Linked DNA regions of Mus musculus: all the other regions are linked to region 4. A link is a loop called in an ENCODE intact Hi-C map of the cell type or tissue named here. Cell type or tissue: heart. All regions are shown on one strand.

Region 1 (4,000 bases), 130 kb before region 4:
AGCGCCCTCTGCAGGTTATATGGATCTCTCCTCCCACAATCCTGTTTACATACTGACACACACACACACACACACACACACACCTCCCCTTACGCTGAAATTATTGATGACTATGTTCTTTTACCTGGAGAACTGCTCACTGGCAGCTCACTCCAAAGAGTACTGATCTAATGATATTGTGGAAGAAATGGCTCTAAGGTGGTTGTTTCCATCCCTTGTGCAAGTTGGGGAAAGAAATGACAAAGCAAGTACCTTTTAAGCCCCATCCCAGATGATAAGCCATAGGAGACATTGGCAGGTGACCAACTGGAAGCCTGCCAGTGCCAAAGAATTCTTCTACTTTCCTGAGACTGCACAACCAGAACTCTGGGCTCACCAAGCCTAACCTGGCATTCTTGCTTTTACCTTCTTTGTCTTGTTCTCAGAAGTGTCTGCCTTGTCTAATTACTGTGTATGCTACAAATGACTGCCTGAGAGCTCCACCCCTCCTACCACGCCAGTAACTGATGCATCAGGTCTTCCAACACATCAAAAATATCTCCGTGCTCATTCTAACCCATTTTGTGACCACACCCTGGTCCCTTTGCTTGTCTCAGAGAGCAGGGACATGGTTTGTCAAGGACCAGCAAACAAAGTAAACTTGGCAGAAGGCTAAGGATTCTTGGTCGACTTGTTTCCCCGTCTAAACTATTATTACCATCCAGTCCACAAGAGCAGAGCAGAAACATTGTTGCTTTTAGGTTGTTCCAATTTTTTGTTTGTTTGTTTGTTTTACTAGGTTTATAAACTGGTAATCCACGAACACTTTTTGAACCTTCTACTTCCTGAGATGTCACTTGGTCATCCCAAACGAATTAATTGACTTTAGAAGCCATGCTCTTACTTCGCTTATGTCACAGGGCAGAGTGGACTTCCAGGGACTCTGTGGTCCTCTAACAAGCCATGAGTCTCTTGTCTCTTCTGTAATTATTTGGGGGATTTTAGAGAAAAGGTTCCAAGAAGCCAGTACCACATATTTACTAAATCTTAGGCAAAACAAAGACCGAGAACTAGAAAGCCCTACAGCTCAAAACGAAAGGTACAAAAGCCTACAGGTACTTTCTGAAAAGCTAAAGGTAGGAAGACTTTAAAACTGCTTACAAGCAGCAAATCTTCGAAGCAGTCGATGCTTCTGCAACTGTAGGATTTCCTCATGCTAAGTAGCTTTAAAACTACTTAGCAGCATTAAATTGATGTCTTACTCACTACTTAGCTTGCTCCAGGACTTACCAAAGCAAGCTCTCCCAATTACAGCTGGCTCGCAAAAAGGCACCTCAGCCGGATTTCCAACTGGTGAAAGAATTTGGTGCAATTTCAATTTGAATTCTGTGATAGGGAAGGTGGGGGCGGAGCAGCATTTTTAAAATGCCAATCACAACCATTCGGTGTTTCCTGAAGCCAATTCAGTTGACTACAAAGAGGGTTAAAATGAGCAGGGAAGAAAAGGAGGAGCAGGGAACTGGAGGAAATGAGCTTTGTTTTGTTCCCTGAAAGGCTTTCCTCGGATGCACGTGGCTCGGGACTGTGGCCAATCTGACAAAGAATATTCTAGAGTGGCTGGGATAAAGCCTTACCAATTCCTCAAAGCATTCCTAGGTTCTCTTTCCCGTGTTGAATACTTCCATTATAGGATTGTGATTTTAAAAAATAAGAAAGTAAAATAAGATGGCAGAGACCTGCCGTAGTTGAATTCGCTGATTAATGGTTACTGTGAGATGATCTGAGCAGTTTGAAGCAGTGGCCTAAACTCCTGACTTTTACCCGGTCCATTCCATCCCGGCTTCGCAAACCTCAGCTCCTGGAGGAAGTAGATCTGGGAAGAAGAAGCGAAACTTGCTGAGTATTTTGAATCTCAAAGGCTGGCACTTTGTGACTCTTTTTCCAAGACAATAGTCAGGAAATTTGGCTGGTAAGAAAGAAAGGGATTTTCTAAAGTCTTTTATTCCCTTAACTATTGAGAAGCAGGCCAGACTAAGCATCCTAAAGTGGAAAGGAGAGTGGATTAGAAAGAAGGTGAGACATTCCTAGTCCCTTAGTTGTCTTTAACAGCTGAGAGGATAGCCACTGTTTTCCTTCTCTCTGTGACTTCCTGTGGAGGGGGGTCCAGGGAGAAATGGGTAGGGAGAAGTTCTAGAAGGGCTTGTGGAAGCAAACAGCACTTTGCCCTTCCTGGGAGGCCCCCTGGGAATCACCCAGTCACAGTCTAATTCTGCCAACTTCTTAAAGAGCAGAAACATCTGCATATGGCTCTCCAGCCCCCAGCTCTGCAGAGGTCTGTATGGTCACTCCTCAGAAATTCCCAGTCTGCTGGGAAAGGACGCACTTTGTCAACTTTAGCCCAGAAGGTCGTCTAAGGGGAAGGAAGCAGGCCACTGCAGACAAAGCTGAAGGCGGGAATTGTAGTTAGTCCTGTGTTAAGGAATACCTAAGAGTCAGCAAAAGTAGGGAGGGAGGAGACGGCAGAGGGAAGATGCGTGGAACACTGTCATGGTCCAGTGAATAAACACAAGCAATGTCACCAAAGTCAGCTTCCAGAATGTTCAGGGCAGTCGCTCTAAGCCATGCAGGAAGAGGCATCGGGGAAAGGATACCCTTGGCTGTTCAGGAGAGTCACTCTGAGCTGTCCAGGAGGAGGGCCTGGGGAAAGGATGGCCTTGGAGGACACCTGTGTGGGCTACAGGGCCCCACCCTGTCTGAGAGTGACAGGCCTTACTTCTTCACATAAGTCCAGGTGAAGGAGATGGGAATCTGACAAATGTTTCTGACTCACCGAAACAGAAACTAAATTACATAAAGACATGGCTTAGATTACCACATGTGACTGAATCAACAATTTGAAATACCCTTTCCACTGCACCAGAAGACAGTAGGGTGGTGAAGAAGGCCTAGTCAGGTAAAAAGGACCCAAGTTTCAGGGTTCTAATTCCTCATTACTATATCTTAGCATATTATTATTTACCCTAGCCATGACATCCGGTGTCAAACAAGGACTGTTAGCTTTGGAGGCCGGCTGACAGGAAGAGGGAAGGATAAAGAGTTGATACTAAGTTAGAAGCAAGAGTCCTGTGGTAACACAGAACCATCAGGAAACTTCTTTCTGACAACTCTGATCTTGCTTTTTAAAACGCACTGGCTCCGGATTACTTCCCACAGAAAGTGTAATTGCATCAAAGGCCACCTACTAAAGAGCTTGGCCTCCAACCCAGGATTATTAGCTGCTGTCTCCCCGTGCATGCCCTTCCTCGTGGGGAAGATGGGCAAGAACTAATAGGGAAGTTTAATAGCGGGATAGAATTGGCAGGGCTTGGTAACTTGGCTGAAAATTGTATTTCAGGTAGAGAAGAAGGAAGGACGAAATCAGAGAACAGCTGCAGATGGCGTTACGTTCTTTTAGCATTCGAGCTGGTGGGAATGGCACGAGACAATCCAAGGGTTTCCTGATTTATTGCTTGTCAATTCTAGCATGTTTTCCATGGTTTGTTGTTGTTGTTGTTGAATCCAAACATATATTTATTAGCCAAAATAAGAACCGTGACAACTAGTGAATATATTTTTCCAATCAGAATAATTTTATTTATCTTGTAACATAAAGACCCATGCTTCCGGTTGAATGAGCTCTTGGAAAGTATTTTTCAATCCCACTGACTGCGAGAGCATATTTAGATTCTAAGGGCACCTAGGAGAGCCTCTTCCTTTATTTTTCTTCATGTGTGTGTACTTGTGTGTGCATGTGTATGTAGGTGTCTGTGTGAGCAATTATGTGCCACAGTGCACATGTGGAGATCAAAGACCACCTTGGGTATTGGTTTTCTATTTTCACCTTGTGGGAGAATGGGTCTCTTCTGGGACTTCTGACTCCACCTCCAATCTGGCCAAAGGAGTGCCAGGTTAAAAACATGTTTCATCCTGTCTGATCTTTCCTGGCTTCCAGAGTATAAAGTCAGGTTCTAACATTTTCATG
Region 2 (4,000 bases), 160 kb before region 4:
AAGAAAGGAAAAAAAGAAGGCAAGGAGGCAGGTTGGGAAGGTTGGTGTGTTAAGACTGGTGGATATAAATGCCTGGGAGTCCCCTGGTCAGACACACCACATCAGCTCTCTAGAAAGCTCTGGGAAAGATACGTGGATCCTCGGATTTATAGTGCTTTCATGTGATTTTGCTCGTCCCACCTTGTCTGTGTTGTGAGTGGAACACTGTTCCTCAGCAACGTGGTCTCCTAAATACCTTGACATTGAGACCAAGTTGGTTTAAAATAAAGGGTGTGTGTGTGTTTGATAAAATGCCTCACGTGGTCTATGCTAACCTTGAACTCACTATGTGACCCAGCATGGCCTTGAACACCAAGCAATCCTCTGTTTCCACCTTCTAAGTAAATGGACCAGAGCTAGGAGACATCGTAATAAAATTCCCCCAGCAGGTACGCTTAGTTAATGCTGAGATGCCCTGGGTTTTGGGTGCTGGTGTGACTAAGAGCAGATACTTACAAAGCACCTAAAAGCAGAAGTAAGACAGATATGTGCTGACCCTGGAGGCATGGGATGCCACACCTCTCCGTTTAATAAACTTCAATATTTCAATAATGAAGAAGAAAAATCAGTTGAGAGATGCATGGAAAGGGCTGTGCAGATTTATTGGGGTAAATTAACTCATTTTGTGCTGTAAAATTTGATCATCAACACTAAACCAGAACTTCGTCGGATAATTATTTTATATTTCTGTACTTCTATTAGGGATCCTACTGTAGCTACACCTATTTCTCCCAAAAATAGGAACAGGAAAAAAAAACTTGTATTTTTTTTTTCCTTCTAGTCTCTGCCTTTACAAGAAGAAGAAGAAAAGCCTTAGGTTTCTAGGGTAAGTGCCAAATATACTTCCTGTTTAGATCAAATCTAGCTTGAACTGAAATAATTAGCCACTGCTCCTGATTTTAATGGAAATGTAACGTAACTCCTGCTTCACAGCAACCCTGTTCTGTCCTGCTGTGAACAGTGATTTATATGAAATAATCAGTAGACTATTTCTGCCACAGAGACACGCAAAAGTTGTCCTAAAACAAAAGCAAAACGACAATAAAACCCATGACCTTTTAACCTCTCCAGAAAATTAAATAAAAAATATGCGGGGGGGGGGGGGATCACATTTTTAAAAAGCCTGTTCGGTTTGGGAGAAGACTTTACTTCCGTGTGTATATCCTCAGACAGGGTCGTGACCCTGCTTGAGTGACTACAGCTCCTGTAGCTTCTATACCTGCATGGGGGAGGATGCGAAATGATTTTATAATTAGAAATTCTTAATAGAATTGACAGAAAGAAGAAAACATTCTGGTGCGGAGAATGCGCTGGGCATGAGTGCCCATAAAACCAGAGATATTTATGCGTCTACCTGCATAAAAACCGAAACACCTAAAGAGAGCTAAAGATAACACAGTGAGTGGCGTGCATGCCTGGACTTAGCAGCAGTAGGTGTGTGCCAAGAGACCGCAAGCCTTATTTGTGCAATAGATTCTGGAAGTTGCGGACGAGGAAAATAGCTAATTCTCACTAAAACTTGTTTACCCCTGGCTGAATGGCATAGGCTTTGGGAGTGCTTCAGTGTTCATTTTCATCCTGCCGTCCCCCAAATTTCCTGTTGAATGACATTTTAGAAAGCTGTTGCTATTCGAGGTGTCCCTGGTGCCGGAGAGGTCCCACGATCACTCCAAAGTCTGGTTGCCTCTCCACAGCTCGGCCTGAGAAAATTTCATCCACAGAGCTGATTCAGGGACTTGTTTGGATCTGCTACTGGCAGCATAATACGGCATGAATGAAAAAATAAAGCCCTCGGCAGCTGAATGCCCCTAAAGAGCACTTGGGAACTTCACTGGGTGCCAAATAAAGTAGCTCCGGTGTCAGCTGCGGGAAGCGTATTGTACTGGGCTCGGCAGTCTGTCCCGGGCGCCTATTCATTTCTGGGGAAATTTTCAGGTATTGAATTTTAATCCATGATGCCCAATTATAATTTGGGACCCTTTTACATGAGAGACTGGGCTTCACCCCATATGGCAATTAAGTCAGGACCGCCTAATACACGGTTTTAATTTCCACCAAGCAGGTGCTGCTTCCGGTCAGTAACCAATCCGTGATTTGCCTTCCTTCTGTGGATTATGCAATTTTCATTTTCATACGCCAGCGTCACCCCTTCCTGCCACCATTCAGTGTGTGTTAGGTGGTTTCCTGCCTAATCCTGTAGAGCTTCCCACAGACATCTTTTAAAAGTATTTGTAATTTAAAAAACATTATCTTGTAGGTCCCAGTTTGATCTCTACTGGGCAGTAACTTGCTTCTTTTTTTTAAGTAAATGAATAATGGAAGGTTTATGGTATTATCTGATGCTGGGAATTAGGGGGTGGACTCTTCAGGGGTAATGGCTTTTTACTAATTCAGTTATAGACACCCCCACATTTATTATTAAAAACTTACAACAAAATATGTATATAAAAATATTCACAAATTCCTTACATCTTTGAAATAATTATCTTGGGAGATATTATCTCCAGGGCCCTTTGTTTCTCTGCCTTGGTGCCACCCTCTTCCTGCAACAGTGTCCTTTTTCTTAGATTTCACCTTAGGTTTAACACACCAAGCCGTGTATCCATTGATAAGCTGTCTGAAGGAATAAAATACTGACGGTTACTTCCTCAAGTCCTCCATGCTCCTGACTGTACAAGTTCTCTGCTCTTCAGGGTCATCTCCCAGCTTTAGATGTACTGTGCCCACATGCTGAAATCTCCGCCTGTTTGTTCCAGGGACTTAAGTCACATTCTTCAACTCAAGAGTTACAGTTTCAAGACTCTCATGAGCTTCCCCCTCCTATCAGCCCAGTCTCCTTCTGGTCTGACTGTGCGCAGAATCCAGGCTCCAGAGACCCACCGACTAGGCACATGGACAGTCAGGCTATGATAGTCATCTTTAAAAATTTTAAAACTACTATCTGGGTTTCTTTAGGGATGCACTATAGAGAACCCATCTGTACTGGCTGGTTCTGGGTGTCAACTTGCCACAAGCTGGAGTTATCCCAGAAAAAGGAGCCTCCCTTGAGGAAATGCCTCCATGAGATCTAGCTGTAAGGCATTTTCTCATTTAGTGATTCAGGGCCCATTGTGGGTGGTGCCATCCCTGGACTGACAGTCTTGGATTCTATAAGAGAACAAGCTGAGCAAGCCATGGGAAGCCCAGCCAGAAAGTAACATCCCTCCATGGCCTCTGTCTGCATCAGCTCCTGCTTCCTGACCTGCTTGAGTTCCAGTCCTGACTTCCTTTGGTGATGAACAGCAGTGTGGAAGTGTAAGCCGAATAAACCCTTTCCTCCCCAGCTTGCTTCTTGGTCATGATGTTTGTGCAGGAATAGAAACCCTGACTGAGACACCATCCTACAATACTGCAAACCCAAACCTGAAGGTGTTGAATGTGCAGAAAAACGTTGTGTGATTCAAATCTTGTCTAGAAAGAAATCCTTCCACAGACATGCAGAGAAGTAATAAGCTTTAGGTTGTCTTGAGGAGGACTCATGGAATCTCCGTTGGCACTAGCCCCAGACACACCCAGACCCTCACCTCCCAACCCCTGTGAAGCTGAGGCTGACTTTACCTTCCTGATTATCATCTTGCTTCTACCTCTCACATGCTATAGTTGAAGATTTGTCACCAAGCTCCATGTCTGCTTGGGTGAGAGAAATTTATCTCCCTAGCCAAGTGGTGGTTGCACACACCTTTAATCCCAGTACAAGGGAGGCAGAGGCAGTCAGATCTATGAGTTCAAGGATATCCTGACCTACAGAGGGAGTTCCAGGACACCGAGAACTACAGAGAGCTACTCAGAGAAACTCTGCCCTGAAAAACAAAACAAAATGAAATAAAGAAAAAGAAAAGAAAAAAAGGAAGAATTTATCTCCCTAAAATGCTTTGTTTAAAATAGTGGGTAGAGAAGGGTCAGGAGGCAGATCCTGGGTGGT
Region 3 (4,000 bases), 360 kb before region 4:
GAGTCCCCTAGCCGCGGCGGGAGTACGGCCGCCGGGGAGCGAGGCCAAGTCCGTCAGTCAGTCCGGAGGAGCCCGGTGCGCGCGGGCAGCGGCGGCAGGACCTGCATCCGGCGCACGCGCCGCCCCTGCGGCCTGGGGCACGACTCTGCCGCCAGCCCTTCCTCACATGTCGGGTCTCCCGGGCTGGGGGGCGGGAGAGGGGGCGCCCGGCGGATGCAGGAGGTGAGGAACTCGGGTTCGGGGAGAGCGACGGGAGGAGCGAGGAGGAGCAGCGCCGCTGCACAGCCGCGGAGGGAGGCCGGTCCCCTCAACAATCGCTAAGAATCCTCCGGTAAGCTCCCGATGGCGCTCGGGCACCTCTGCGTGCGGGTGCGCGCGCGCGTGTGTGTGTGTGTGTGTGCAAGTGTGTGTGCCTGTGAGTGCGAGTGTGTGTGAGCGTGTGTGAGCCGGGAGAGAGTGAGAGCTAGAGAAGAGCAGGGAGAGCAGGGAGCGAGAGGCGGGGAGCCCGAAGTCCTGACACGGACTCAGCTAGGGCTGAACTGGAGTCACCTCCTGCCTCCTCCTCCTCCTCGTCGTCGTCAGTCCCCACCCCCAGCCCCCTCAGCCCAGGACTGCTAATCATATAAACATATGAGCGCGGACCGCGGCGCAGCATCCGTCTCTCCCTCCCTCGTTTGCCAGCCAAGAGGCTTGTGCAAACTCCAAAGAAGAGAGGCAGCTGAGTACAAAACGCGGAGCAGATAATCTAGAACTCATTGCGCCCAATGGCCATTTTCCACTCCATTGGAGCAGCTGCGGCAGCGGGGCGCCCGAGCGCAGGGAAGGAGCAGGAGGAGGAGGAGCAAAGGGGACACACTTACAAGCGATCTAGCCTTTCGGGTGGCGGTGGCGACGGCCGAGCAGCCGCCCCAAAACTGGCCGGCCGGGGCTCGGCCCGGTGGGGCGGCCGCAGGGCTTTCCGGGAGGCGCTGGTGGCGGTGGCGGTGGCGGCGGGGGACGCGCGCACGGCCGCGGAACGCGCCCCAGAGGCGCCCGCGCAGGCTCGCGCCCCTCCCCTCTCCTCCCCCTAGCAGTCGTCTGGCGTACCTTCCCCAAACACCCCCAGCCAGGTCCGGGGGTTCCTTATCCAGCATTCACCCTCTGCACCCCGCCCCCTCCCCTCCCCCGAACTCCACTCACTGCGCGCCCGCTGCACGCTCTGCAGCCCGGGCGCACACACGCACTTTCCAAACATCGCTTTTATTTTGGGATCCCGGTGCAGGAGGGGATCCGGGAGAGATCGCGTTCCGGCCACCGGGGGCCGGGCTTGGGGCCTGCAGCTTGAGACCCCGCTCCCTGTCCCTCTTCCCCTCCAGGCCCAGGAGCTCCCTCCTAGCTAGGACTGCGCCCAGGCGCTCTGGATGCTTGTTTTACCCACCCCGTCTCCAGGTTTTCTCTGCTCCGCGTGCCCCGAGCCGGAGGCCCCGAAACTTTTAGTTTCCGCAGCCCTCCTTTTGTGTGACTGCTCGCAGGAGAAAGGAGGTCTGTTCGCCGCGGCTGCCTCCGTCCGGCGGCGGCGCGCAGGGGACGCTCCAGGGCTAAGGCGTCTTTGATACCTGAGATTTCCGGCGCGCTCGTTAACGAAAGTTACATTTTTTTTTTTAATTGCGATGAGTTTTTCTTTGTAGTTACATAGAGCTAGCTAAACTTTGACTTTATTGACTATATTTCACAAGAGCGTTCTGTTTGTTTTTGATTAAACTCACCAGGATATGCAACGGAAGGAAAGGGGAAAGGAGACTGCAAGGCTTTGCTTACTAGAACAGTCACCGTCCGCTTAGGTCTGCTTCCCTCTTTTCCTTATATTGAAACCTCTCACGTCCTCTCGAAACCTGTCTCTGCCCCTCACTGCTGACAGTGTCAGCAAACGACAGAAACAAGCTGAAAGGACCAGACTACAACAGTATTATGCCAGGAGAAAATAAATAAATAAATAAACGTTTAAAAACTAGGTAAACATCTGCTGTCCAGGAGGCAAATAAATAAATAAATAAAATTTGTAATTTTTTTTAATTATAAGATTTCTGAGCAGAATGCAGTTTCTCAATGTGTTCCTGAACTACCGAGTGAGCTAATGAATGCAGCCATTTGTCTTCGAGAGGCTAATTCTCCCAGGTTTGAGACCTATGGAGAAGTGGGTGAAACTTGAGCTTGTTTGCTTTCAGAAACAATATGTACTTTTTTTTACTGCGGATAAGCTGCAGTCACCACACTTCGGAAATCATTCCAAACAATGTTATTAAAATGTCAACAGGAGATTGCTCCGAAGACTCGAAGATTCTGAATATCAATTAGCATTTGCATTTTGTCACAAAGCCAAATGTTTGCAGCACTAAAATCATTCAAATACTGGTCAAATGCGTTCTTGACTGGAGAAACCCCCGAAGTTAAATGTGCATATATCCAAATCACTGACACATTAGCATCTCAGATTAGAAAGAGATTCTCCTGTGACCCCGTTTCCTCTACTGGATGAAGGGTTCTGTTGGGGGGTCCCCATCCAAGAGTCTCTGTGTCTTAAAGGAAAGACACTCTTCACTTGGAGTTTCTTAGATACATCAGTTCAAATACCATCCATGCAGAGTTAAAATAGCCTGGGAAATACACACCTTTGCAGAGCTCGTGCAAAACATTACAGTGTGCTTTGATTTTCTACTAGTCAAAAGCTATACAAGGCACTGGTCCACCTAGGAAAGTTAAGTCAGCCTACTTAAAGTAGCTGAAAAGAAGGCAGACAAATGCTTTTCAGACATCAAAGAGCGTTAATATCACATTCTCCTCTTTTTAAAATAATGTTTTATTTGTGAGTGTAAAACACAGTATGTCAAACTACTAATAATTTGCATTTGCCAAAAAAATTTAGCCAGTTCTTTTGTTCAGCTTTGAAGGTTTTCATTCATCTGGCCTGATTCACAGGAAGCCCCAGTGAGTGCACAGACCCGTCTAATCCTATTTTCTTTGGGGAAGCAAAACTTAGCCTGAAGTTTTTATTTAGTGAGCTTAGAGAGTAATCAATAGACATTTTTGCCTGAATTAAGCTGGCCATATGTTGGCTCGTTTATTTAATTCTCTCAGAAAGAATCTCTCAAAGAAACCACTGTCTACATTTCATAGGTCTGATACTCTTTGATGCCCAAGACATAAAGTGAGTCACTCTCCACTATGTTTCTAAGGAGACAACATCACACACACACACACACACACACACACACACACACACACACACACACACTTAAAAGCAGGAAAACTTGCCAAAAGTGAGTTAACACTCTAGGGACTATAAAATGACCCATAAGAATTTCCAATCTTGATTCAATAGGGTGTGTATTTTCTATAGCTCAAAGGTTCAAAATGTTTTCACCCTAAGAATGTTAACTTGCTAACACACACACACACCTAGCAATGTATCTACACACACACATACACACACACACCTAGCAATGTATCTACTTTAAGATGTCTTAAATATTTAGGAATTTCAATCTTTCTTCTTCATATACCATACGAAAGAATTGTCAAGAACGATCAAGTCAATTGAAATGTTCAAGATGAAACTGTTAGCCAGAGCCCTGACATTAGAAGGGAACAGTAATGGGATACACTCCACAGAGCCTACTAGCATCCAGAAAACATAATGTACCTGATATTTCACGACTATTCAAAACACAATCTATAGCAACACAGGTGTGATGGTAGTAGAGAACCGTGAGTGAGGTGTTAGCGTCTACAGATGTGAGCAGCACCAGAAACCTGGAGCCTTCTTCCAACCCAGTGCGCGCAACTACTCAATTTAGAGTATTATTTAAGTAATGGCGAAATCATTGACTTCCCCATCATACTCGCTAATTGTTTTTGTTTTTAATAGATTCTACAAAGGACAAAGAAACACCCATTTCCATTTGTTTTATGTTAAATCAACATCTAACCACTCATGGTGGTTTCATTCAAAGCAAACAGAAGG
Region 4 (4,000 bases):
AAAAGGATCCTTAAATGTCACCCTATTCACAGATCACGATCAACCTGGTCGCTATTATAAAGTGTAGTTTAGAAACATGTAAATTGTACCTTACAGGAGATGAGCAATGTGGTTAAGGAAGATGTTTGTTGTTCCTAGAAGACAGCTTGGTGTAGAAAGAGAAACTCCTTAACTCTTAAGGCTGTGGCTCTTCCAGCAGCTTCCAGGGACAACTTGCCTGAGAGTTACCTGAGGAACTTGGAAATGTGCACATTCCTGGGATCCAGGCCAGATCTAGGGAGCCTGTTCCAGTGCAGTTGCTCACAGAACCAGTTTTACCACACTGCTTGCAGATGCTGTGGAAGTGCGGACAACTGTCAAGGCTCCCTCTCAGGAACTCTCTAACCTACATATTAATTTAGAAGCCCCGCCTGTGATAGTAAAACATCAGGGGGCGCTCCCTGAAAGCGTGGGGTGAAGAAGAAAAGTGTGATCACTTGCCTGTTGTGCTCCTGCACTTTGTGAATTAGTTTGTACGGGCCAGGCACTCAACCAAGATGCTCAACATTGATGAATAAGTTCATTTGTCTTGGTTACAAGGCTCTGAGGGATACTATTTGGATGCAAAACATGCATTGTTTCCTTCTTTCCTCATCAGAGGGCCATAATTAGCCAGCCACAACTAGGAATACACAAAGGAAATTGACTATTTCATGTATGTCATATATTCAATAATATTTATATCACGAGAAGATAAATAGATACTTTAAAGCCAGCTACAGGATCCAGTGAGGGACAAAACTTGGTAAAACCATAAACTCTTTAAAGAGGGAGCACAGATGACTTGCCAGCCACTAATTCATTTTCTCTTTTCCTTTTATTTTTAACCAGAATGTTTTTCAGTGTAAGCTCTACGCAGTGCTTATCTTCAGGGATGAACTTATTACCCTCGAAAGTTCAGAACACGTAGGTAGGCTCTCATCGGTAGATACTTGCTGAAAGTAAGATTACTTCTGTTTTATTTTAGCAAAAAAAAAAAGCAAGCTGCTAATGTTTACATTATTCATTCATTTCATCATTCCGCATATAGTTATTGATGACTTTATTCTGTGCATAGCTAAATAAGATAAGGTCTCTTGGAAAAGCTCATAGCTTAAAATCCTGAGAGGAGGGGATGGCAGACATGCCAAAGGGCTAGAAAACGGGAATCTAGACGGATCGGGAACTCCACTTTGGATTTTAAGAACCCTTGCTTGAGTCTCAGTGAAGGCAACATAGTTAGACAGCTAATGGAGTCCTTGAAGGCAGTGTTCAAGGGTTAGCTGAGGGAAGGCAGTCTCTGCAGACATTCCAAGACCAAGGCAGAAGGAATCACTTCTGATTTTTATCACAGATGGTTTTCCACTCAGTTCCTGAGATTCTGATTTGGGTCACACACTCTGGAAGTATTTGTGAGCAAAGTCATTAGCATCTCCATCTAATACCCTCTTTGTTGAACCAAGCTGTCATAGGCTTAATAAACAAGCAGTAAGTGTTTACAGACCAAGTTATGATCTGCTCTGCTCCTTTCTGCTTCTTCTTAGAGTATCTTTTGTCAGGGGTGGGGGGTGGAGGGGGGTCATCCCTTCCTCACCATTGTTAAGCAGGGTGTGTCGACATCCTGTTTCTTTATGTAATTATCCTTTTAGGATCTGTGATAGTTTTGTCTACTAAAATGACTACCCTCTAACTGTGAGGCTACTGGTGCAGGATTCTAACAAAGAGATTGTCTTGTACAAAGAAGGGCACTGGTGACTCTCAGTTAAGAATGTGATGAGTTGAAGGTATTTTGTAGTAGTTGAAATCAGCGAGTCATTGCGAATTCTTCTGTGATACTAGTAATTTCTTTGTAACATCCTTCTAATTGCAGCATATAAAAGAGACAAATGTGAGTTGGACTCTATACATAGCATATTAATCTTGTCTTTTCTGGTTAAAACCGTTTAAGCTCCCACTTCTAGTACAGTTGAACAAAGCAGAAAGCTCTAGTTTTTGGTGCTTGGCTGACTAGCTTCTGGGTCCCCTCCTTTATGAATTGTTTATTTTTAGTTGGAAATGTGTAGGCCAGAAGAAATCTCAGGGTTGCAGGTGGCCTGCGATTAGCTATATGGGAAGTGAAGATGATCAAACTTCCTTCTAGACCCTATGAGTCAAACCCTTTTGAAACAATGGGGAGCGTGTGTCATGTAATTTTCAAGTCTTGTATACAAATGACGGCACTTCTCTGCTTGAGACCTCGTCTTAAAGACAGGACCTGTTTCCTAGAGCCTTTCCATCACACAGCAAATCTGGAGTCTGCGATTAGACTCAAGAGCTATTAAACAGTGCCAGAGACAGGAGGGGGACTTCCACAGCATTTCCTTCTAGCAAAATAATACTCTCCAAGGAGCAGCCTCAGCCTTAGGTCAACCTGACTCAGTGGGAAGAGCGCCACCTATTGACCGTGGCCGCAGAGCGACAGCACCTGGCCACCCTTCCAGCTTACCCCCACCCCACCCCCTTTCTCTAGAGGGCTGAGGATAATGACCTTCTGAGGTGGTCTGAAGTTCACCTAAGTGTTTTCATATCACGCCTTATAATTTGAGGCAAACACATGAATTTAAATCAGTTTTTCAAACAACCAGGCCTCTCTTCTCATTTACTAGAATGGGGGGAAAAATCGGTTTTATTACCTTAAAGATGCCAAACAGTGCCATTTTATTACTGTGGGAACCTGGAAGTCATTTCCGAACTCTTTTGGCAAGGGTGCTATGCAGAGCGTCCAATTCGGCCCTTTAAGTGTCTTCTGAGAACCACCACACAGGCTGTGATTTACTGTCTCCAGGAGTTAAAGGGACCCTTTCTACCCTGAGACTGAAGAAAGAAAGGTGAAGTGTGTTTACCAGGCATCCCAATGAGACTTGCAAGACCAGGAGACGACTCTGAGCAGGAGGCAAAGACACTTTGAGGACACACACTTTTTCAACATGTAATTCTTATTTTGGTACAAAGGAAACTTAGGTTGAAAGTTCTTCAAAGTCTTGGCAGTTTGTGTGTATATTGATAAATGGGTTTTCTGGCCGGAGTCACATACATCTTACAGTTGATGGTGATATGGCTGGTTTACCCCTCTCTTCCTTGTATTGGAGCCCAGAAAGGGTTTAGCATACTTCCATGGCAATACAAGGTTGTAGGTAAAAACACATAAATAGAAGCAGGAATAATGGTACACACACATCTGCGATCATAGCACTGAGAGACAGAGGATTAGGTTGGACGATTAAGAGTTCAAAGCTAGCCTCTACCACTCAGTGAGTTCGAGGTCAACCTGGGCTTCTTGTGAGCTTGTCTCTAGACACATCTGAACATATACATTTATACATATACACCTGAATACATATATACCTATATGTGTATACATATATATATATATATATACACACACATATAACTTTTAAACAACCAAAACCTAAAAATAGCATATATGCATAAAATAAGTATGTTTTTTATATATAATATGTACATTCATATTATATATAGATACATATTTTACATATATATGTAAAATACACACATATTGTGAAGGTACAAAAGTTGCACCAACATATTCAATGGGCTAAACACAATTAAACAAGAGTTAAAAAGATGTTTTCATATTTCCTAATTTGCAAGCAGAAGATGGAAAGACTCCAGCCAGCCTTGTTACTGTTCACTAGTAACAAACAGGAACTTTAATTTCTGTGCTCTCGGTTGACACATCTCTAGTGGCTGATTTCATGGACTCTCAAAGATACACTATCATCGGTGTTAATTACAACATGTGCACACACATATCTTTTCTGCCTTTTATGTTATTTTGAGTGTGTGTGTGGGGGGTATGTGTGTATGTGGGGGGGTATGTGTGTGTGTGTGTGGGTATGTGTGTGTGTGTGTGTGGGAGTATGTGTGTGTATGTATGTATGTGTGTGTGTATGTGTGTATATGTGTGTGTGTATGTGTGTGT
Region 5 (4,000 bases), 230 kb before region 4:
TGCCAAAACACAGTGACACATGCTCATATGTAAGGATTCTCCTGTTCCAACTGGACTCTCAAGGGAGGCCAACTGCGTCCTCGGAAAACCAGTATTGTCCTGGCATTCTTAATGCTGCATGTTTGCTTTAGATCTTTTCTCTTTTTTTTTTTCTCTCCACAGAATAACATCTTTATTGCATTATTTTGTATATGTTTGCAGTGAATCTCGCTTATGAAAATACTGCTCTATGCAAGGGTCCCACTTGGTCTGTGGGTAGGAATGTATGAATCTGTTTCGCAAAGCTATGTGATGCATCTTTGGTCTTGGAGCCATTTGCAACAGATTCTTGATTTGCTATGCAGATTCTAATGGAGATGATTGGAGCTGTAATGGTTTGATTTTCTTTTCCTTCTTTCTTGTAGGTAGTAATGAACTCTAAAATGATATGAAGAGGGGGGGGGGGAATCCACAGTGCACATCTTTGCTCTCCACGATCAACAATTTCCAAGCTATTTAGCAAATATAGGACAGCTGCTTTATTGAGCTAAAAAAAAAAAGACTAGAAAATGTACTGGTAGCACTTTGGACTCTATTCTGATCTCCCTTACACTCCACACAGCTTGGATTTTTCTGTAATTTTAATGAAAATGTGGCGGGGCACACCCCGCTCATTTAAATCGTGCACTGTCAGTGTTTTCTGCTTTGCAACTGAAGCACTTCTTGGGACACACGCCAGGTAGGAGATGGGAGGGGGAACCTGAAAATAGAATGCAGAGGTGGGGGCGGGGAACTGGACAAATACCCGGGAAATGGCCCAGATGATAAGGAGGGATTAAGACGGCATTAGCGGATCTAACTGGTGCTCAACCGGATTCGGAACAGGGGAAGGAGTACAACTGTTGAGCCTGTTGAGCGTTGAGAAGTTGGAAAGCATTTTAGACACTTTAGGCTTATTTCTACTTAGCTCGTTCAGGTTATCAATGAACAAAGCCTATCTCCACCGTGCCATCTTTGTGCTCTAAGCTTATTAATAAGTATTTGTAAGAGCTTGAGTAAAGAACCAGAAGAGGGAGGGGAGCAAGGGGGCGTGGTGGAGGGGGAGAGGAAAAGAGGGACCAGAGAGGAGAGAGAATATGGTAAACCCTGTTCTTTTGTAGAATTCATATGTACATGTTATACTTTGAGAGAAGTGGTTTGTGTATCCTCGTAAAGGGTGCACACTATATTCTCATCACCAGGGGCAACCATACAGATGTGACATAACTTTTAAATGGGGGCTGGGATGTAGTTCAGTTGGTAGGATGCTTGCCCAGCATTGGGAAGGCAGATGTGGATTCCATCCATAATACCTCGATCGACTGGGTGTGATGGAGGCACACGCCTGTAATCCCGGAAGTAACCACTGCTCACTGTCACCTTAGCCCTACATCATGCTGCCTTCTCTCGGTTTCTCAGCCAACACCTGGCTTTTCCAACCAGGTGCTTTTCTATTATGTCACTCTTGGTTGAGAAAGAGGCTCTGCGTTTTGACGTGGGTTTGACTCAGAGCTCCTTATCACGACCTCAGGCTAAGTGACTTAATGCTTCTGAGTCTGTTTTCTGTAAAACGGAGCTCTTGATAAACCTCCCTGGAGGGCTGCGGCAAGGAGTAAATAATACACAACTTACGTGTCCCAGCTCAGAAAGAGTTAACGGGTTTTAAAAATAGAACTCTTGAAAAATGAGGGAAAAAATCCTTCCAGTTTATTATGCAGTAAGTTAACAAGATAAGTCTAAAGACCAAAAAAAAAAAAAAAATGGAAATGAAACACTTAGTTGGGGCTAGTGTGGGGAATAAGGAGTGCCCAGGGAAGGCTAAGGTCTCTAGACCAAAAATAACTTTGCACACACTAAGAGATTTCCTGCAGGATAAGTTAGCAGATCTCTCGAAATGTAAACCCTTGGGGGGTAAGAGAAGCAAGGTGATCCTGTTTCTGGGTGACTCACTCAGCTGCAAATTCTATCTAACCAGAGATCTTCACAGTGAGAAGCTGGAAAGGAATTCCTTAGTTCACTTTGAGACAAAGTGGTTTCTGAATGAGAGAGACCCAGGCAGGTGGAATGTACCTTAAATGCCTTTGAATTGGCCCATGGAGATCTCAGAGCCCTAGGCAAAGGAGAACATTCCAGAAGAGGGGGAGGGGTCTGTGGAACGAGAGGCCGGTCCAAGACAAACTTCCTGAGTTCTGCAGCTTAGGTTGGCTCACTAGTTTCCCGTTGTTGATAAAAATGGGGCTGATGCCAGAGTTGGAGTCTGGTCTGGACAAACCCTGCCATGTGGCCCAGACCCTGTGTGGTCCAAGGGACGATCCAGCAGGGAGAGTCAATAGTCCAGGGAGTGTGGGGATGGCTTCTTTGGTGAAGCCTGCTTGCATTCCTAACAGAATTATGGCTTTGTTTTCATCTTGAGACAGGGTCTCATGTAGCTTAGGCTGACCTCCGACTCTATACGTAGCCAACCTTTAACTGCTGATCAACCCGCCAGAGTTTTGACTACAGGCATGCGCCACCATGCCTGGTTTATGCTGGGAGGTCAACCCTGGAGGGCTTCTGGTATCCTAGGCAAATACTCTTTCCAATTGCTATTCATCCCTAGTCAAACTTGCTGTTGTAAAGTTTGTTTTTTTTCCCCCCAAAGACTTTCAAGCAGTGGTGCCTAGGAATATCTGCTTCTTGGTACTACCCATTTAGTAATGGGATGGATAGAATGAAAATTTAGGATTATAGAAGTGTCTCAATGGGAGCTGTGTCCTGGGAGGTTTGCAGCCCCCACCTCCATCTCCTACATTACCATGGCCAGTCTCTCCTTCAAGCAGGATGAGAAATTTCATTTTTTTGTCATTAATTCTTTTGTCCCCTATCTCTGTCAAGTGCAATCCGTTGTTGGTACACCACATTTTAACTATAATTATCCAGGACCTCTGGACATGGTATAATTATCCACAAAATCTGGACATGGTCTTGAGTCCAGTATTCTCGGAGAAAGGTGAATCTTTTCTCTGTCTTGCTGCAGTAAACACAAAGGATTTAGACAGCATTGGGTTCGGCCATGTCCTCTCAATGTGCAAGGAGGAGCTGGAGCTGAGATTGAGACAGGCAGCAGAACTTGAAGGCCTTGGGCTTGGAGTCCTATTTGACTTTCATCTGTGACCCTTGTCTGTCTTTCATTTTCTGGATCCATAGTGTAAAGGTGTTGTCTCCTTGGGTATCTGTCTCTAATACTTCAAATTTGCATGGTCCTCTTTTCCCTGATGTAGAGGTGATTCTAAGTTCAGTGTTCAATTAGAAGTTCCTTGGTTCCGATCTCATCACAGCTCATGGGGTAGAACAAGCATTTGTTCTGCAATCCCTGTCTTTCAGGCTGTATTTAAAAGCAGAAATCCCTAAGTAGTATCTTATCCAATCACACCTCCCTTTCGGTTTCTTTGCATCCAGCCACCCACTGACCCACACTGGAACAGGAGGAAGTTACATGAAAAGGGAGAAGGCATAAAGTTAAGTCAAAGCTGAACTGCAGATCAGTGGTTGCAATTTTACCCCAAAGCAAGGCTGTGCTCGGGGAAGGACTAAGATTTATTGGTTGCAACACATGAAGATGTAAAGTGCACAGTTATCGCTTTTCCCCAGAATGTGTCCTGGCACCAGCCTGGGGAAACTGCATGGAATAGCAAGTTCGGGCTGTCATCCTGCGATAAGTCAGAGTTCTGAGGGAATGCCCCATCATGCTGTCTTGTTGGAGTGAACCCTGGACTAGTATTCATTATGACTAATTTGATTATGATGGTTTAGACGCTTTCATGTTTAAATGAGGCAGACTCTCATGGCATTCTAAAGTTTGCATTCAAATAGAAGGGAAACTCAAATTGCTTAAAAAATGTAGTTTAGCTTTATTTGCATGCTTGTATTTTATTTATATGCTTGTATGCATGTATGTGCAGATGTGTTCATACACACACACACACACACACACACACACACA
Region 6 (4,000 bases), 160 kb before region 4:
GGTATGTGTGATAATGGGTGGATAGGGTGTGCCTTTAAAGTTGCATTTAATTGAGAAAGTAGCGTTGTCACATTCGGGAACCTACTCAGTGTTTGTAGATAATCTGAGGTGAACCTCTACCCACTTAACCTGGAGACTCATCATCTGTATAAAAGGAAGAGGTTTTGTGATATTATATACATATACATATACATATACATATACATATACATATACATATACATATACATATACATATGCATATACATATACATATACATATACATATACATATACATATACATATACATATACATATACATATACATATACATATACACATACGTGTGTGTGTGTGTGTGTGTGTGTGTGTGTGTGTGTGTGTCTTGGTTATTCTTAATTAAATGGAGGTGGTAAAAGCAAGCTTTATTCAGGAATCAAATCAATCTAGCACATATTTAGAAGCTATGCATTTGTAAGAACTGTGTTTCCCCACATCCCATTGCTCTTTTCGTTGGCAGGTAACCTAGTTTATATTTCCGTAGACTTGAGGAATCTAACAGAAAGTTCATTAGCCTAAATATTTTCACTCAGAGAAAAGTGAAATTCTATTTTTGAAAAATCCCATGAAAAATAATTTTACCTGCAAACCCAGTAACATGCTAAGAGTCCACACTTCACACATACGGGGTTGTAAACTCAAGGCACAGATATCCACCTATGTTCAAGAATAAAAATTTTTTCTTGCAAAATCTAAGCCTAAAAGAGGTAGCTGGATGATAATAGATAGACAAATAGCTAGATAAATAGTAGATAGATAGACAGACAGATAGATGGATAGATGATAGATGATGATAGATGATAGATGATGATAGATGAGTGGACGTGTTGGTTCAAAGGTAATGGGCTTAAAATGTTAAGTCCCATTGCTTTAAACAACAATCCCTCTCCTTTTTCACTTATAAAATATGTCTACTGGAATGAATTACAAAAGTATCTGAGAATTCTTTTAAATAATGAAAACAAAGTATTTTTTAAATAACTTCCACAGAAGTTTTTTTTTTTTTTTGGACTCTAATGTGATAATATTTTCTAAATCATAAGGGCAGGGCAGCTAAAAGCTCCGAGGAAAAAAAACCAAAATTAACATCCTTTTGGGGAAAAAAATCAACTCCAAAAGAAAAAAAAAATAGCAATATATCTTGTTTGCCTTCTACAATTTAATTTACAAAATGGCAAATCGGTTATTTTATTGACATGTTACCACAGAGAAAAACAGCCAGACCTTAGACTAAAGGAGTTTATTAACAAGACTTCCGGAGTCTTATTCATTAATTTGGTTGGCTGCTGACAAACAGAAGAAAATCAACAGCTCTGGATAAAATAATCATCCAGGGCTTCGATGTCTGTAAACGATTTAAATTCCTGACATTGAATATTTATAGTGAGCCATGAGCCTTTGACAGTCACCATATTTCAGCCGGCTCTCGGCTCCCAACACAGACACAAACCCAGAGGTTTCCTGATGGATCTTCAGCCCCTCGCCTCTCTTGGTCGTTTGGTCTGTGTCACCATGAGATAAGGGACACCCAGAGTGTTACTGACAGTCTCCTAAGACCTCACCCCCTGCCTGGTGGTCCTCCCTCCCCAGAACTATAGTTCAGATGCATGAGGCCCTCTGCCCTTTCAGCGGCAGCCCTGTGGGATAGTTCTACACTTATCACCGCGATCACAAATCAGCATTGGCTTCCATCCTCCGGCTTCAAGAGCCTACTCTGCCAGGCAGCAGAGACAGCATTTCGGCCGCAGATGTGACCGGTTAACTGTACAAGCAAAGAGGGGAAATCCACGCAACAATACTTCATTCAGCGAGGGAGTCTGCAGCGGATTACAGCTTCTCTCTGCTTAAGTCTGGTCTTAATTTACTGCTTTTATTCAGTTTTCAACCACAAACGAGCCCCTTATGAGGTATTCACTAGGCAGAATTGACAACTCTTTTTATCTACTTGAAAAATATTTTTGGATAATAATTTATGGTTACAAAATATTTTAAGCAGTTTGAACACTTATCATGCTTTCGATGCTTAACCGTGCAGTATCCTCTGTTTAAAAAATAGTAATAATAATGGACTCCCAGACAATCTGGTCATGTTACACACAGCATTTGTAACAACGGAGTGATTTGGCCACATAGAAACACAAATTAAAAAAAAAAAAAAAAAAAAAAAAGAACTCCACGTATTTCACGGAGAATGTCTTTCCTAGGCTCTTAAATTGCATCTCAGGAGAACATCAGAGTCCAGAATGGTATATCCAGGCTCCGAATGTGGGAAAAATAATTTTGGCAAGTATTGTATTTTACTTATGGGTTAATGTTTAAAATAACATATTTTTGAATACTCTTCAGAAGAGAAAAAAAAGCCGTCTCTCTGTGGACACGAAGTACAGTTCATGTTCTGTTTGTACTTTATATAGGAACCTGGAGGGCAGAGACTAATTTAGACTGTTTGTTTGTTTGTTTGTTTGTTTATATAGTCAAATGTTTTCCTGTACTTAGTTCTGATTTAATGCTGTCAGGTAAACTGTCTGTCTGCAGGTGCCTGTTAGGATGGGAGTGGGCCTTTCTGAAGACTGAGTGCCAGTCACTAGGACTAAACTGGAAACTACTTCTCACCACAGGTTCAAAATGCAAGCTATCCGTGTGCAATAAATGACAAATGCCAGGGTCAGGCTTGTTTCTGCAGAACGTCCTGGTTTTGCCACCCAATGATCTGTGACTACAACGGACCCAAGTGAACGACAAGGAAGAAGGAAAGCATTGTGTAAGCAAAGACCAGGACACAGTGCAGTTGGCATTCTTTGAGATAGAAATATTGCTTTTTTTTAAAATGGCTTTAGATTTTTAAACCATGGGTACAGGAAGCTCTGCAAGTTTTTTTTTTCTTGACAGAATTTGAGTATTCCAGACTCCTTTCCTCAATTTCTTTCTTATTTTTTATCATCAAAGAGTAGTTATGCGTAATAAAAGTTTCATTGTGACATTTTCATACACGTATATGAGGCATTTTGATCAAAATCACCTCCTGTTACCCATGCTTGCTCCTCTCCTTACCTAGCTGATTCCTTTACTTCTCCTGTTAGCTCTCTTTCTAGTCTCATGGCTAGTGTGTGTGTGTGCGTGTGTATGTGTGTGTGTGTGTCCCAATGGTTCTCATTAATGTGGGTGGGGGTTTGTTTATAAGAACCTTGGTATGCTAGCAGTGGCTATAGCACTGAAGAAACTGCCAGACTCCTTGATGGGAAGGAACTCTTCCTATTATGAAAGGAGCCTTCGTGGGCAGATACTCACTGACGTTAGGCAGTCATTTGGTTCCCTCATCAGCCTACATGCCATCTTAAGCTAAGTATTGAAGAAAGTACATTTGGCCTCAAAAGGAAAAGACATGGCTTTAACGAGAAAGAGCTAGACAGCATCCTCTACAGGTCTCTTCAAGTTTCATATGTAAATCATATTTAAAATTCAAATTATGCATGTGTTACAAGGGGGAAAACTACGTAAATGTGCAATAGGAAAATAAAGAACTGTATCATTCTGGTTAGTTACGTGACTATTCCCTCTTTGTACGCTACAATTCTGTTTGGTTTCCATCATAAAAACAGGTAGGGCTTGTTGACTGTTGGTTACTCCTGTTGGTTTGAATTCCTGCTGGAAAGGGTTCAGAAGATCATTCTTGTCCTTGTAGAAGGCGTCACCGCCTGCCTTCCCCTGCGGAGAGAATGCATCGCCTCCATGATGCGCTCAGAATAGTATAAAAGATAAGGCTTGGAAGGCCACAAGCTAGGCCACAGCAGCATCGAATGGAAGGACGCCTACTGTAGTCCCTAAATAATTTATGGTAAAATTGTTTCATTAACAATGCGATAACCTCATTCTGCTATTCAACACAAACTTATTAAAGCATAGACAAGAGCGACTTTAGTAACTAGTGAAGGAGGTTTGGAATATGACAATTCCAGTGAT

Evidence for each region. A loop is a pair of places that touch in the nucleus more often than their neighbours do. Peaks named below come from ENCODE experiments on the same cell type or tissue, not always from the same donor. Only the 100,000 strongest peaks of a DNase experiment are listed, where the experiment ranks them.
Region 1: a loop joins it to region 4, with 2.3 times the contacts of the local background. A loop is called at or near these places in 2 of 42 quality-filtered maps.
Region 2: a loop joins it to region 4, with 2.5 times the contacts of the local background. A loop is called at or near these places in 3 of 42 quality-filtered maps.
Region 3: a loop joins it to region 4, with 8 times the contacts of the local background. A loop is called at or near these places in 11 of 42 quality-filtered maps.
Region 5: it touches region 4 in a loop (2.8-fold over the local background); 2 of 42 quality-filtered maps call a loop at or near these places.
Region 6: a loop joins it to region 4, with 2.1 times the contacts of the local background. A loop is called at or near these places in 2 of 42 quality-filtered maps.

What each region holds. Positions count from the first base shown.
Region 1 is chr3:149,218,099-149,222,098 of GRCm38, forward strand. The region is part of intron 2 of Gm30382 (a long non-coding RNA gene); the gene reads right to left. Among named protein-coding and RNA genes, the nearest start is that of Gm52619, 44 kb to the left of the region's middle. In heart, no CTCF peak of the experiment used is centred here; DNase peaks (open chromatin) are centred at 1,543, 1,833 and 2,233; H3K27ac peaks cover 962 bases.
Region 2 is chr3:149,189,236-149,193,235 of GRCm38, forward strand. All of the region lies in intron 2 of Gm30382 (a long non-coding RNA gene), which reads right to left. Among named protein-coding and RNA genes, the nearest start is that of Gm52619, 15 kb to the left of the region's middle. In heart, no CTCF peak of the experiment used is centred here; DNase peaks (open chromatin) are centred at 1,816 and 2,156.
Region 3 is chr3:148,989,023-148,993,022 of GRCm38, forward strand. It overlaps a transcript of Adgrl2 not described here. Among named protein-coding and RNA genes, the nearest start is that of Gm30827, 7.9 kb to the right of the region's middle. In heart, a CTCF peak has its summit at 1,556; DNase peaks (open chromatin) are centred at 569, 1,249 and 1,479; H3K4me3 peaks cover 2,494 bases; H3K27ac peaks cover 2,174 bases.
Region 4 is chr3:149,347,152-149,351,151 of GRCm38, forward strand. All of the region lies in intron 1 of Gm30382 (a long non-coding RNA gene), which reads right to left. Among named protein-coding and RNA genes, the nearest start is that of Gm26468, 8.1 kb to the left of the region's middle. In heart, a CTCF peak has its summit at 2,451 (motif pointing left); a DNase peak (open chromatin) is centred at 2,360.
Region 5 is chr3:149,115,349-149,119,348 of GRCm38, forward strand. No RefSeq gene overlaps it. Among named protein-coding and RNA genes, the nearest start is that of Gm30575, 39 kb to the left of the region's middle. In heart, no CTCF peak of the experiment used is centred here; a DNase peak (open chromatin) is centred at 2,283.
Region 6 is chr3:149,182,645-149,186,644 of GRCm38, forward strand. The region is part of intron 2 of Gm30382 (a long non-coding RNA gene); the gene reads right to left. Among named protein-coding and RNA genes, the nearest start is that of Gm52619, 8.6 kb to the left of the region's middle. In heart, no CTCF peak of the experiment used is centred here; no DNase peak of the experiment used is centred here; H3K4me3 peaks cover 644 bases; H3K27ac peaks cover 558 bases.